3 separate regions of the Homo sapiens genome follow, and all the other regions are linked to region 1. A link is a loop called in an ENCODE intact Hi-C map of the cell type or tissue named here. Cell type or tissue: GM12878. All regions are shown on one strand. Region 1 overlaps GCLC-AS1 (GCLC antisense RNA 1). Region 2 overlaps ELOVL5 (ELOVL fatty acid elongase 5). Region 3 overlaps ELOVL5 (ELOVL fatty acid elongase 5).

The links. Peaks named below come from ENCODE experiments on the same cell type or tissue, not always from the same donor. Only the 100,000 strongest peaks of a DNase experiment are listed, where the experiment ranks them.
Region 2: a loop joins it to region 1, with 2.3 times the contacts of the local background. A loop is called at or near these places in 11 of 110 quality-filtered maps.
Region 3: a loop joins it to region 1, with 2.2 times the contacts of the local background. A loop is called at or near these places in 6 of 110 quality-filtered maps.

What each region holds. Positions count from the first base shown.
Region 1 is chr6:53,435,051-53,440,050 of GRCh38, forward strand. All of the region lies in intron 1 of GCLC-AS1 (GCLC antisense RNA 1), which reads left to right. Among named protein-coding and RNA genes, the nearest start is that of GCLC-AS1, 6.1 kb to the left of the region's middle. In GM12878, a CTCF peak has its summit at 2,725 (motif pointing left); a DNase peak (open chromatin) is centred at 2,721.
Region 2 is chr6:53,279,326-53,284,325 of GRCh38, forward strand. All of the region lies in intron 3 of ELOVL5 (ELOVL fatty acid elongase 5), which reads right to left. Among named protein-coding and RNA genes, the nearest start is that of MIR5685, 4.8 kb to the left of the region's middle. RefSeq lists an enhancer at 3,764-3,933. In GM12878, no CTCF peak of the experiment used is centred here; a DNase peak (open chromatin) is centred at 2,397.
Region 3 is chr6:53,304,812-53,309,811 of GRCh38, forward strand. All of the region lies in intron 1 of ELOVL5 (ELOVL fatty acid elongase 5), which reads right to left. Among named protein-coding and RNA genes, the nearest start is that of MIR5685, 30 kb to the left of the region's middle. RefSeq lists an enhancer at 1-83. In GM12878, no CTCF peak of the experiment used is centred here; DNase peaks (open chromatin) are centred at 2,250 and 4,930; H3K27ac peaks cover 1,554 bases.

The sequences.
Region 1 (5,000 bases):
TTTCAACAGTAAAGTCTTTGTTTGGCTGGGCGCAGTGGCTCACACCTGTAATGCCAGCACTTTGGGAGGCTGAGGTGGGCAGATAACCTGAGGTCAGGAGTTTGAGACCAGCCTGGCCAAGATAGTGAAACCCTTTCTCTACTAAAAATACAAAAATTAGCCAGATGTGGTGGTGTGCACCTGTAATCCCAGCTACTCAGGAGGCTGGGGCAGGAGAATCACTTGAGCCCAGGAGGCGGAGGTTGCAGTGAGCCGAGATTACACCACTGCAGTCCAGCCTGGGCCACAGAGTGAGACTCCATCTAAAAAAAAAAAAAAAAAAAAAAAAAAAAAGGCTGAGAAAATGGTAAACATGTAAGTCTTAATACATTGTTTTTATATAATGATTACAACAATAAGTCTATTCTGTACAGTTAGATATAAGGATATAACTAGACTTTTTCTTACAGTAGCATGTACGTCATGAGGGAGGATGTGATAGGAGTCAAAGTGCTCTAAGATTGGGATGATTATATGTCCCAATTTGCCCAGGAGAGTTCATGCTTGTGCCTGTTTTCCCAGTGTAATAGTTAATACTACCCCCTTATCTCAACAGCATCCTAACTTAGATGATAAATTACTTGGCTACTTTACACATATAGGACTTAGTGACCTGGTGAACTTGGGGAACAAGCAACAGAGCAGAGGCAAAGATAAAGTTAAGATCTCATTCCTGGTTGTCTCATCGTGTGGTAGGGCCACTGACATAAACACTGGGTGAGCTTGTGAATACTTGTCTCAGATCTGGAACTTCTAGTAGGATGTTTCCTAAGACCGAGAAGATGGTTGGTTCCACCCATTCCAATTATTTGGGTTATTAATTGTTCTGAGGCATTTCAGTTAGTTAAATCTAACCTGTCATCCCTCAGTTCTTCTTTGAGTATATGAGAAAACCTAAGAGGCTCCCAAGTTGACTGTACAGCTGAGAGTTTTCCACTGAGAAGTCCAAAAAGGCCCCGTTGTCATCAACCTCACATTTACCATGATAGGGTCTATAATTCCAAGTTAACTGGGTGAGGAAGGGGCTCAGGTTTCTATTTGCATTAAGCTATAGAGAATAGGAGGAATAGTTTCCTATTTAAAAAATAAATTTTTTAAAGTGTGAATATTCCATAAACCAACAAACAGAAAGAAATTTAGAATGTGCTCACTGAATTAGTCAGTTCAGTAATAATTATGGTGGTGATTCTGGAGAAGGGCGTGGAAGAGACAGCTTGGGGAAGAGAACAGTGCTAAGACAAGAACCAGAAGGCCTGGATTCTGGGTTTGATTATGCCCCTTCTGGCAATGGGATCTTGAATAAGTCATTTATCTTCTTTAAATTGCAGTTTCTTCTGTAAAATGAATTAAGAGAAAAATTAAGAATATTTGTAAGCACTAGCCATGTGCCAGGCACTACTCTAAGCACTTTATGAATCTCTAAAACAAACCAATGTATTATTGGCATTATTTCCATTCTAAAGATGAGGAAATTGAAGCATGGAGAGATGAGTTAACCTTCCTAAGACCACGCCCCTTCTCAGTGGCACCTCTAAGATTTGAAACTGGGCACTATGCTTTAACTCTCCTGACTACCATCGGGTATGCCCGTTCACCATTTTACATTCTGCTATATGTCTTGGGAAAATGACCCATGTGGGTGTCCTTGCTCTCTGGCTTCCAGTTGGGTTCCAACAGTGACAAGAGATTGGAGAGTGGGAGGACAGATTGGTTTCTTTCTCTTCCCAGTTGCCTCCCTAAGAGGCCATCACAGATTGGCTGATTCTTTTATCAAACGTGGTGTCTCTTGTCGAGTGCCCTCTCCATACAGTTAACCTATACCAGTTCTAAAAACTGCTTTTTTTTCCCCCTCCATTCTCTTTTAGGCTAGGAATAGTAACAGCTCTTTGATCTTGCCAGTCTGGGATACTGCACCACCCTTTGCTGTCAGAATCCTTTCTGATTACACATTGCAACTTTAAAGTTGCACATGATGTACTCTACCAGAAGGAAGCTGATTTCGTGGTCACAATACTATCTGTCTGGAGTGGTGGGGGTTCTGCTTAGCAAGGACTCCCCTAGTTGGGCCTCTTAGAATGGAGAAAGTTGACAGTTTCAGGACTGAGATATTTGAGAAAATCAGGAGGGTGCTGAACAGCTTTGTTTCTTAACTTCCTGGCCAGAATGTGTAGATTTTCAGTACCTCCCAACGTTTCCAGATGTATTTAGCTCCTACACACTAACCTTCTTTCATTACTGAATGTGTCATGGAGTTAACACATATTCTTGCTTCTGCCTGAAACCTTCTTTCTTCTTTTTGCATAGAAAACTCAGATATCAGCATGAATGTTACTTGCTTAGGGAAGCCTTCCCTGGAACAAACCCCTCATTTCTGCCAGGATGGATGAGTATCCTCATATATGCTCTAACAGCTTTCTGAGCCTTTCCTTCACAACACTTAACATAGTTTCTAATTATGCATTTGGTGGTTATTGGATCCATATCTCCCCTCTCCCTAGAAAGGAAGTTCCAAAAGGTCTGAGGTTGGTTTTGACTTTGCTCGACATTAAATTTCCAGGACTGAGCACAGTTACTGACTCTGGTGGTCACTGAAAAATGCTATTATGTATCCATGGACAGATGTATGACTAAGCATCATGTAAACTGGTGACGATGGTAGACTGGGAAGAATAAAATGAGAGCGCTATCTAGTGGCACCAGGTGCAACAAGCAAAATGGGGCCAAGTTTTTGCCTGAGGCCTTACAAAAGTGTTGAAATCCTTGTGGAGAAAATTTTCTTTTTCTCAGGAGGGCAGTAGAATATCCTTAGAAGTGACTAGACTTATGACAGTAATGACATGAGGAAGAATATGTCACAAAGTTAACAGGAAGATTGACTCCAATCACAAGAAGTGAGGGCTGCAGAGGCCATGAAGGGATGGAAAACTTTTTCTTAGTTTTATCACTACTGGGTAATGGGCAGAGCCTGGGAGACAGAGAAGAGAACAGGCCGTATGGAGCACGCATCAACAACCCTGAGCTTCAGAGCACTTAGTACTGCAAGAAGAATGTGTAAGAAACTCTGGAACCCAGTTCCTGGGAGAGTGAGGGAACACCAGTGATTTCATTGGTATTAGGCTTGAAATATTGATTATTTTCTTTATTCCATATTTCACATTGTTATCCACATACCCCTTCTGACTACATACAGCACCAGGTGTAGGAAATGTGTGTTAGAAGATGATGTTTTTTGCCTTAACCATTGATTTTAATGATCATTTCATCCTCTCTGCTCTACCCTAAGTGGCCTTTCAGAGTCAATTGTGGCTTATTTCATAATTATCTTTTTCAGACTACTTCTGTACATTGGTACCACATCTGTAATGAACCATCGACTCATCTATTTCCCAATTCATTTGAATCTAGAATTTGGCAAGCCTTTCTTTTTTAGTGTGTTTTTTAATTTGACTCCGCATTTTTCTGTTTAGGTTGCACACTTGAAAAAAAGCTTTACCCCTTTTTTGAAAAGTTGGCAGACGTCTTTTTTTTTGAGACAGGGTCTCACTCTGTTGCTCAGGCTGGAGTGCAGTGGCGCGACCTTGGCTCACTGCAACCTCCACCTCCCGGGCTCAAGTGATCTTCCCACTTAGCCTTCTGGGTAGCTGGGACTACAGGCACGTGCCACCAGGCCCAGATAATTTTTTGTATTTTCTAGAGACAGGATTTCGCCATATTGTCCAGGCTGGTCTTAAACTCTTGAGCTCAAGCGATCCATCCGCCTCAGCCTCTTGAAGTACTGGGATTGCAGGTATGTGCCACCGTGCCCAGCCACAGACGTCTTAATGAAAATGAACCATTACAGTAATATACTAGGGCAAGGGCAATTTGTTCATTATCGACAAGCAAATCACTAAATTATGTAAATTACTGGATTAGACAGGCAGAATTACTTTTCTTTCAGAGAATAATCAAATATTACTTTAAAATGTTCATTTGTTTAAGTTTTTGGCTTTAGATCCAGAAAATCCAAATATTTGAATTTACATCTATTAAAAACCAAATTCAACCTCGAGACCGAAGTCCATCATTCATAGTCCACAGTAGAATATATGAAACCACGAAGATTTTTAATTTCCCTTAATAAACCTGTTTATTGAGCACTTCTATTTCCCCTCCTTCCCCCTATTTTTGTTTTAAAACATCCTTTCATGAAAGAACAATATTTAAATAAACCTTTGAGGAACAGATAGAGCTATTTAACAAGTGAGGTAATTATATATTATCATTCCCACATGATGGGGGTTTATAAAGGATTTAAAAGTTTGTTTCTGCATTTGTTTTCAAGGACTTGCCCAAGCACGGAAACTCCATATATATCAGCGACTAGGGAAAATTGATTCTAATAGATTTTTCTTCCAAGAACAGGAATCTTTCTATTTCATATTGCACATGAATATTAAGTAAACTACCTGCTGGAAACAGAAAAAAAAGCTTTACTCAAATATAAGTTGCTGATTTAAATAAACTGTTGTACTTTAAATAGAAAAAAACTCTAAATATAAATAATAAAGTAGCATTTCTAAGTGTAGCTACTAGGTTTATTACTGAGTTCTGCAGGGAACTGAATGACCTAACCCCAAATACCATCCTTTTATGACCAATTTGTGTGGACAGTTATAAATAGTGCAGTGAACTCTGCCTACAAGGCTGTAAGCCAAAAATTTTTGAGTGAATAAAGGGACTGCTGTTCTTTGTGAATAAGCAATTATTAAATGTTGTTTCTGAAACTGGAAGCTGAGTAAAGCAGTTTGTCAGTAGACAGTCTAATATAAAAGAAATTAATTTGATAAAAGTTCCCTCAAAAATGGCTTATGTACTTTGTACACTATGTATGGATCTATTTACACATGTAAAAATTACTTCCATGTAGACATAGCATTGATATATTTATTTATTAAAATTTCTTCATTAGAATAAATTAT
Region 2 (5,000 bases), 160 kb before region 1:
TTCAAAGTTCAGTTAAAATTCTATTTTCTTCATGATTACTCCCTTGAGCACTAGAGCCTGAGGTCTATTCTCCTTCCTCTACCCTCACCTTGCAGTGACCTGTAGCTGTTTGCTCACATGCTCCCTTTGTTAATGGGCCTGTTGTGTGCTCTTCTGTAAGATTTCGAAGGGTGGTGACTGTGGCTCCTGCATCTGCATCAACATATTCCAGCACAGGGATTAGCGTACCAGAGATGTCAAACAAATATTTGCTAAACAAATGACAAAGAGTTCAAGACTGCCAATTCTTTCCCCTAAATCTAGGCCTAATGTTTCATGTGCAGCAATAAAGAGAGCTTCATAGTATTTTAAACGAGGCTTGACTTTGTGATCATATTCATCTGAACTCTGTTCACAAGATGAAAACTCTTCATCATCAATTTCATAATGGGGTCATGGAAATTCTCAAATCTCCCTGGCTTCAGAAAGGATAGAATAATTTAACAAACCAAGACCAAGGACCTGAGTTGAAGCTTATTCACCTAAGACCCTCATCAAACCTCCATAAAATGGGCTAGCAGTAGAGGGCTCTACTCCCTCCATCCCCCTCAGAGGATAGCAATGTGTCCATGGGTAGTGGACTACAGAGGTGCTCAAAGCAAAGGACTGACCCCTGTAGCCCCACTAGGAGCACATCACAGGAGACAATCCTCAAGTCAAAGTCACATCAGCCACCTTTCCCTTTGGGACTGAGGCCTAGCTTCTTTCCAAAGAGCTGTTTTGGTCAATTTCCCAGAAATTCTTCAAGTTGCGTGTTAAGTAGACACCACAGGGTGAGAGGACCCAGTAGGCTGGAGAAGGTGAAGTACTGAAAATAGGGGCAGGTGTCTGTCTACCTTGGGCTTCTGAGAATCAGATCGAAAGAGGACAGGACTATACTATAATGAAAAAGCAGGCCATCACAAACAGCTAACCACTACCTAACGAAATTTTCCATACCACTGCCAACTCCAAGAACCACCCAGGGGCATTATTTGCAGGCTTTTTTCTGAGGAACTGAGATACAAACAGTACCACTGCAAAGCTTTATACACTTCCTCCTTCCTTGGAGTAAAGCAAACTTTAATTAGGCCAAGAGGATGTGCAGAGCTATAATTAAAACCTAGCTACAAGCTCTTTTCTCCATATGAGATAAAGTCAATAACCCTGATGGTTTCATGCACCTTTTCAATGAAAGAAAAAAATGTAGGTGAGTTTCACACCTGGTTCTGGATGACATAATTCATGGAGTGAATCTTTTTTCTTTGAGACAGGGCCTGGCTGTGTTGCTCAGGCTGGTGTGCAGTGGCACAATCTCAGCTCACTGCAACCTCCACTTCCTGGGCTCAAGCCATCCTCCTACCTCAGCCTCCCAAGTAGCTGAGACTACAGGTGCACGCTGTCATGCCCGGCTAATTTTTATATTTTTGTTGTAAAGATGGGGTTTCACCATGTTGCGCAGGCTGGTCTTAAACTCCTGAGCTCCAGTGATCTGCTTGCCTTGGCCACCCAAAGTGCTGGGATTCCAGGTGTGAGCCCCTGCACCCAGCCAGGAGTGAATCATTTTTAACGGTGAGTTGACTTTTCCCATCTAATAACACATTTAACCACAAACAACTTGTAACCTTTAGCATAATAACCATTTCCATGGCACTTTCTGGAATGCTACTGAAACATCTCAGGAAACAAGGTCACTGGAAACACTTAAAGAAAAAGGAGGAAAACATCATCTTGGGTGGCCCTTATCAGCCATTAACATCAGCATCCCAAGATGTCAGAGCAACAAGATAACCCCTTTCCAAAGAAGACTGGCTGCTTCTGGTGATAAGAGCTTGATGAAGCTGCATGTTTACTACCTCCTATGCAGAAATGGGGTAAAAAGTAATGAAAAATAGACTATCCATACTCAAGTTCAACTACATCACAGGACCTAAGGTGCTTTTCTAAGCAAAATCTCCAAGAATACGTAGGGTTGACCCTCTTCATAGCTTTGTTTCTGTGTGAGTCCTCAACTGTGTATTTTTTAGATCTGGTACAAGCTCGTATTTTTAATGAGAAAACAGGGAATGAGAAGTGATAAGGATGGCCCAGGTCTTGGTACCACTGGGATTAGCACAAAGGAATCCTGACTCTCAGTCCAAATGCACCTCAAACAGCAGTTCCAAGCATCTTTGCCCTTCTTCATCTGTTTTTGAATTCTTAGTAAGAACATGGTAGGGATACTCTGTCCATGAAGAATTCTGTGGAAAAGCAGACCTTTAACTGCATCTTTTTCTTCCGCAGATGTTTGGTTTAAAATTAACCATGAACTACTCAAAATTGAAAGTACCTATTTCCTCTAGGGTTTAGTTGGCCAATTTTCGCAGTGCTATTAGGGAGTGCCAGGTCAAAGCATGTGGTTTTTACATTTCAAATCTTTCATGTCCAGAGCATAAGGATGCCCATTAAGATAATTTCACACCCATGACCTCCACAGGTGTTTTTTTTTTTTCCTTCTCCTTGTGAACAGGAATACCCCTGGGTTATAGCTGAACGTAACACTCTTGGCTAAGTTAAAAAAGACAGGTTCTGTACACTTGAGAAGTCTTTAAAACAAAACACAAAGAAACAGCCTGTCCTCAATCCAAACTGAAACAGGTATGTCTGGCATTTTCCCTGAATCCTCAAGCCCTGCCCTCTTATGCTAGCAGTTCTCCCTGTTCAGGCCTCCCAGAACTTTCCCTCTGTAGAAAGCAGATGGTAAGAGTGCAATAAGCATTAGATTAGTTAGCCCAATACCTGACATAAGGTAGGCACTATCTGTCTTTGCTATGATCTTAGGCAAATGTTAAGTACTTTTGCTTCCAACTAGGGCTAAGGTGGTGCTGGATGTCCCAGCCAAAGTATAATTTGTGTCATTTAAAGGAAGGTCTCCAGCCTACCCACTGACGCCTGCTTTGCAGAGTTAAGTCCACTTTAGTTGAGGATCTGTAGAGTGATGTGCTCCTAGCTACACCAGCTGCAGAGCCAAGCTCTCCAGGTGTTGCAGGGGCAAGTTTAGAGGAGTGAGGCCTGGCTCTGGACAAGCCAGAAGGCTTCCTCTCTGTAGAAAGTATTCCCTTCCCCTCCCCTGGGTGTGGGTGAGGAATGAAGGATGTTTGAGCTGCATCCTTCTCTCCATTCTCCCTACCGTGAGGCATTCTCTCAGGGCAGTGTCAGATACACTAGGGACAACTAACTGTTTCCTTTCAGGCCCTGAGAGAAGTTTCTTTCTCAGCAAGGAATTTTAGTTGTAAGGAAACTAAGAGTGAAAAGTATTCTAGGCAATGATCAGGCATTTCTTGTAAGTACTAATTTCACCAGATGTTTCAACTGCTCTATACCTCTGCTAAATGGGAAAAAGAACAGCAAATAGCCTTTTCAAAGTATTTTGGTAAACAAAGTTATTTTTCAAATAAAATTCAATAATCAATTGCCAGGTTGCTTAAGTGTTTTTCCAAATCCTATTTTCCCACAATAACGTATCTATTTTAGGAAAGCCTGAAGGGAAAGAAAAACAACCAGTTTAGAATATTATGTTTCCAAAGCAACTGCTCTGTGGTTCCATCAGATGGCCTTCAAACCCAGAGCCTGGGGAGATGCTTTCACAGCCCACAATTACAGAGGTTAGAAAGCACAAACAAAGCATTCAGTCACCAAATGCTCAACTTCTTTCATCTTTCCAATAAAAAAGCATCACAAATTTTCAAAACAAATTCAAAGGAAAAAAAACTGACTTCTGGTTCTAGCAACGTGGCAAACTGAACAAAAGCAGAACCAACTCTCTCACTATAAACACAGGTAGGAAAGTGGTATAAAACACAGCAAAAACTCCAACACAATCAATTCTTACCTATAATGCGAGGGAGGTCCCCACAACAAATTATTCTTTAGAAAAAGAGAAATCAGCTTAAATTCAACTCCTTCCAAAATCTTTATGTGGAAAAGGCATGTTTACCTGAGATGACCCCCAACAATACTAGTTTGGGATGCTTACACAGAACACTAGGCAAACCTTTACTTCTGTTTTAGGAGGTAAAGAAATTTAACACAGACAATAATTATCCCAGAGGCATTACCTCACAGATATATCTGTAAGCAAGCTTTTAATAGAATACTTAAAAAGGCAACACAGCAAATGGTTAAATTTGGAGATCACTGTCATCTAATCTATATCACTGGGGGGGACAATACTTCCATGTTATGGAATAAAAAAAGAGCAAGCAGTGAACTTTCAGAAGTAAAAGATACATAGCCATTTAAACTAAAAACACAATAGATGGATGAAACAGATTAAAAACAAATGAAGGAAGTAGGAGTGAATGGAAGAATGCAAAATTTTCAAAGTGCCTAGAAAGAAAAAAAGATTACCCTACAAATGAGCAAAAGTGGGACCACAGCAGACTTCTCTGGAATAAATCTTCAAAGTGCTGAGGAAAAATAACTGTTAATCTAGAATTCTATGCCTTGATAAAATATTATTCAAGTGTAAAGGCAAATAACATGACACTCAGACTAAGATATTGCCCTTCATAGAAAGAACTACTTACGAAAAAAATTGAATCAAAAAGGAAAGAATAAATTTCACAGAGCAAAGAAAATCAGTAAACACTGATGGCAATAATGGTGATTATTTAGGACCTTAAAAAAAAAAAAAAGTGAGGCCAGATGTGGTGGCTCACGCCTGTAATCCTAGTGCTTTGGGAGGCCAGGGTGGGAGGACTGCCAGAGCCCAGGAATTTGAGACCAGCTTGGGCAACAAAGTGAGACTCCATCTCTACAAAAAATAAAAATATTAGCTGGGCACAGTGGCATGCTCCTGCAGTCCCAGCTGCCTGGGAGGCTGAGGCAGGAAGATCACTTGTGCCCAGGAGTTTGAGGTTACAATGAGCTATGACCATGTCACTGCACTTCAGCCTGGGCAACAGAGCAAGACCATCTTTTTTTTTTTTTAAAAAAAAAGG
Region 3 (5,000 bases), 130 kb before region 1:
TCCCATGTCTACTTCTTTCTACACAGCACAGCAACCAACCGATTTCTCAATCTTTTCCCCACCTTTCCCCCTTTTCTATTCCACAAAACCACCATTGTCATCATGGCCCGTTCTCAATGAGCTGTTGGGTACACCTCCCAGACGGGGTGGTGGCCGGGCAGAGGGGCTCCTCACTTCCCAGTAGGGGCGGCCAGGCAGAGGCGCCCCTCACCTCCCGGACGGGGCGGCTGGCCGGGCGGGGGGCTGACCCCCCCCACCTCCCTCCCGGACGGGGCGGCTCGCTGGGCAGGGGGCTGACCCCCCCACCTCCCTCCCAGACGGGGCGGCTCGCCGGGCAGGGGGCTGACCCCCCCACCTCCCTCCCGGACGGGGCGGCTGGCTGGGCGCGGGGCTGACCCCCCACCTCCCTCCCGGACGGGGCGGCTGGCTGGGCAGAGGGGCTCCTCACTTCCCAGTAGGGGCGGCCGGGCAGAGGCGCCCCTCACCTCCCGGACAGGGCGGCTGGCCGGGCAGGGGGCTGACCCCCCCACCTCCCTCCCGGACGGGGCGGCTGGCCTGGCGGGGGCTGACCCCCCCCCACCTCCCTCCCGGGCGGGGTGGCTGCCGGGCGGAGACGCTCCTCACTTCCCAGACGGGGTGGCAGCCGGGCGGAGGGGCTCCTCACTTCTCAGACGGGGCAGTTGCCAGGCGGAGGGTCTCCTCACTTCTCAGACGGGGCGGCCGGGCAGAGACGCTCCTCACCTCCCAGACGGGGTCGCGGCTGGGCCGAGGCGCTCCCCACATCTCAGACGATGGGCGGCCGGGCAGAGACGCTCCTCACTTCCTAGATGGGATGGCGGCCGGGAAGAGGCGCTCCTCACTTCCCAGGTAGGATGGCGGCCGGGCAGAGACGCTCCTCACTTTCCAGACTGGGCAGCCAGGCAGAGGGTCTCCTCACATCCCAGATGATGGGCGGCCAGGCAGAGACGCTCCTCACTTCCCAGACGGGGTGGCGGCCGGGCAGAGGCTGCAATCTCCGCACTTTGTGGGGCCAAGGCAGGCGGCTGGGAGGTGGAGGTTGTAGCGAGCCGAGATCACGCCACTGCACTCCAGCCTGGGCACCATTGAGCACTGAGTTAACGAGACTCCGTCTGCAATCCCGGCACCTCGGGATGCCGAGGCTGGCGGATCACTCGCGGTTAGGAGCTGGAGACCAGCCCGGCCAACACAGCGAAACCCCGTCTCCACCAAAAAAATAAGAAAACCAGTCAGGCGTGGCGGCGCGCGCCTGCAATTGCAGGCACTCGGCAGGCGGAGGCAGGAGAATCAGGCAGGGAGGTTGCAGTGAGCCGAGATGGCAGCAGCACAGTCCAGCTTTGGCTCGGCATGAGAGGGAGACCGTGGAAAGGGGAGGAGAAAGGGGAGAGGGGAGAGGGGAGAGGGGAGAGGGAGAGGGGAGAGGGGAGAGGGAGAGGGGAGAGGGGAGAGGGGAGAGGGGAGAGGGGAGAGGGGAGAGGGGAGAGGGAGAGGGGAGAGGGGAGAGGGGAGAGGGGAGAGGGAGAGGGGAGAGAGAGAGGGGAGAGGGAGAGGGGAGAGAGAGAGGGGAGAGGGGCAAACACACACACCTCTTAAACATTCAAGGAAATTTCTTCCCCACTGGGAGACAAAGATGTATTCTAGTCTTGAAAGGCAACACACAAATACACTTGATCTTAAAAACTCAGATATAGAACATTTTTTCAGCAGTTGGTAGCGGGAGGGTAACATGATTTTAGAACTTTATTCTAGGGGAATTCTTATTCACAGCTAAAGAAGAAATGTACAGTCAAGTTCAAAGTTCTTCCCCCAGTTCTCAGCAGAGTCAAGACAAGGACCATTTACAACAATCCACACAACAAACGAGCATTCAGAAAAGGGTTCACCACTGTAGAAAATTACTCTTGTAGAGTTTTATCATCTTAAAGCTGCCAACTTAATTTTCTTTTGAAACTAGAAGAAGAAGTGGTGATAACTTTTAATTGAGTGAAGCACACTGTTATTTGGAAAAAGACAACGATAATTCACACACAGAATGCTCCTTGCTGGTGGGTGAAGGCCAGATTGCTGCAGTTGGACTTAGAACTCCACTTTCACATAGAACTTTGCTGACAGTAACTAATTAATGCCCACAAGGCTGCAGTGAAGCAAGGTAAAAAAAAATCCATCAGGTGCAGGAGTTAGTCATCCTCCTGACTGGTTTTATTTCTGTGTGTCCAATGATTCTCAGAATGACTGCTTTTCAGGCTACCAGCCATTTGAAAGGCAGTTGACTCACTGAGTTAAAAACTATTTAATGAGTGTCTACTTTGTGTCAAGCAGTATTGCTTGTGAGGAACAGGAAAGTGACAGAGACAGACATGACCTCTGCCACAGTACAAATTAGTAAGCAGTGTGCAAAGACATCTGTGGCTCAACCACTTTTGGGTGGTAGTGGTTAGGAACATACACTTTGGAGCCAGAGAGCCTGGGTTCAAATCCCTGCTTCACCACTTACTAGCTGTGTAACCTTGGGCAAGTTACTTAACATTCTGTGCCTTAGTTTATTAGACTGTAAAATGAGGGTAATTACATTAACTTCCTCATGTGATTAAATGAGTTAAGATATGTGAAATGCTTAGAATAGTGTGTGGCACAGCAAGTACCGTAAAAATGTTTCTATTATTATCATCATTACAGAGACCTTTGACAATGATCAGTTTCATATTCAATGTTTATGGAAGAGTTTTGCTAAGGCATAAACTGGAGTTCCCTGCAAGGTCCATGGCAGTGAAACATGCTCACATCCATACCTCACAGCTCTGTTATTTTCTATTTGGCATGGACTCACAAATGATACTTGTGAATCTGGGGATTTATAAAAGACTCTAGATAAATTCCTCTGAAATGTCAAGGAGATGCTGGTCACTGACTTCTCTGTGAGTAGAAGAGCAGGCCAGTGTCTATCCCAACCTTAGTACAGAGCAGAAATAAATCTGCATCTGATAAGCCTTTTTTTTTGTACTCCTGGCAACTAGCATATGATAGATGGCCAATAAACTTATTCATTTACCATAACTGAAAAGGGGGCTGAGTTGCCAAAGTCACAGAGGTTGGGTGGAGCCAGAATTTGAACCACATCTCCAACTCTATTGCCTATCATTCTTAAAATACCCCATGCAGTCTCTCAAGAGGACATCTTCATGTATTTACATAAAAGATGGTGACATGTGTTAGTATTGCCTGAATTCATATAGTTTTACGAGAAAAAGATACAGAACTATGTAGTTTTAAAATAACATTATCAAGTTAAAAAAAAAAGTTGTTTGGAAGAAGATGTTTGGTAACAGAGTTCTTTAAGATCTCTGTAATTAAGACCTAGATGGGAAGTAAAGGGGCAGCAATCCTCCCTGACCTCATTTTCATACTCTTCATCATCACTTCTACTGTATCTCAATCAGTGATAAAATTACAGGCTTATTTTTTAAGTGCTGTGATTATCAGTTATACTGTAATTATCTGTTTATCTGTCCACATCCTATTAGGCTCTAAGCTCTTCAACGGCAGAACCTCTGGTGTTCCCATTTTATCGCTAGAGTGTCTGGATCTGTGCCTGACCAATTATTGATTGCTCATTGAAACTAAGAGTGAATGAATGAATAATGAGTGGATCAATGAATGAATGACTTTCTAGAGTTTCATATCAATGGGCTCTCAAATCTGGTTGCATCTTAAAATCACCTAACAGCTTTAAAATCAGGTTTTTGGGATCCAATCCTAGAAATTCTAATTCAATAGATGCTAGGAAATATCTTTTTGAAAAGATCGTTAGGTAATTCTGGGAAACAGCCTGCTTTGGGAACCACTGCTATATATATCAATTAAGTTTTGGACTCTTACTAAAATCCCCTGCCACCCTTTAATTTTTATCACCCAGACGGTATCCATACACTGTATTACAGAGACAGAGCCTAGACTAGGATGATGGTCTCAAGGACAAGTTATTTTTTATTCCAACAAATTCTGCAGCAATTCCCTGTTTCCTCTAATTCCACCAGCTGGGGGGAGGGGATGCGCAGGTGGGGCGGGGGGCGGGGAGGCAATCATATTTTTTCAAACATCTCTCAAGCTGAAATAAAACCTCGTATCAAGATAGAGATCAGTTCTCATATTTTTCAAACACTGTGTGACATGGTACACATCACACATAACAAGCATACATTAATCCATCCTGCACCTGATGGATTTTTTACCGGTAAGCTCTTTTTTGGGGGATGCTGTTGCAGAAATATTACTATCAGTAGAGGAGATCCATAACACCATTACTACCAGGAGTCAACAGTGGCCAAGTCTATAAAGCTCTGTGAGAACAAGGAACGTATCTGTCTTGCTCCTTGTAATCCCTAGTAGCTGTTCTTGGGACACAGAAAGGAATTTAGTAACTCCCTGTTTCATCATATTGAACTGGGGCAGTATGGAACACTGCTGACAGGCTGCTGCTGCTGCTGCTGCCAAATCAAATGTTTGGCCAAGGACAATTCCATACATTCCTTGGAAGGAGGCAAGATGGGTGATAGGAAGAACCTGAACACTGGTTGAGAAACGTGGGCTCTGGCTCTATTATCATCAATCCTAAACTGAGCTGCTTCCTATTATATTCGTTTCATTACCTAGACTACAGGACCTCAAGCTTTCTTCAAGTAAATACGGTATCTATGGGAGGCAGAGTCTAAGATGCCCCCAAAGATCCTGGTACACCTGATACTCACACCCTTATGTAGTGCCCTTTCCCGATGAACCAGGGTTGTGTGTGTGACCAACAGAATAAAGCAAAAGGGATGGTATGTCGCTTCTGGGATTAGGTGATAACAGATGTTGTGGCTTCTATCTTGGTCAGCTGGCATGTTTCTGTCTGTGTTTCTAGGACCACTAGCTCTGGGGGAAGCCAGCTGCTATGCTGCAAACAGTCCTAGGGAGAGGACAATGTGGCAGGAAATAGGCCACCT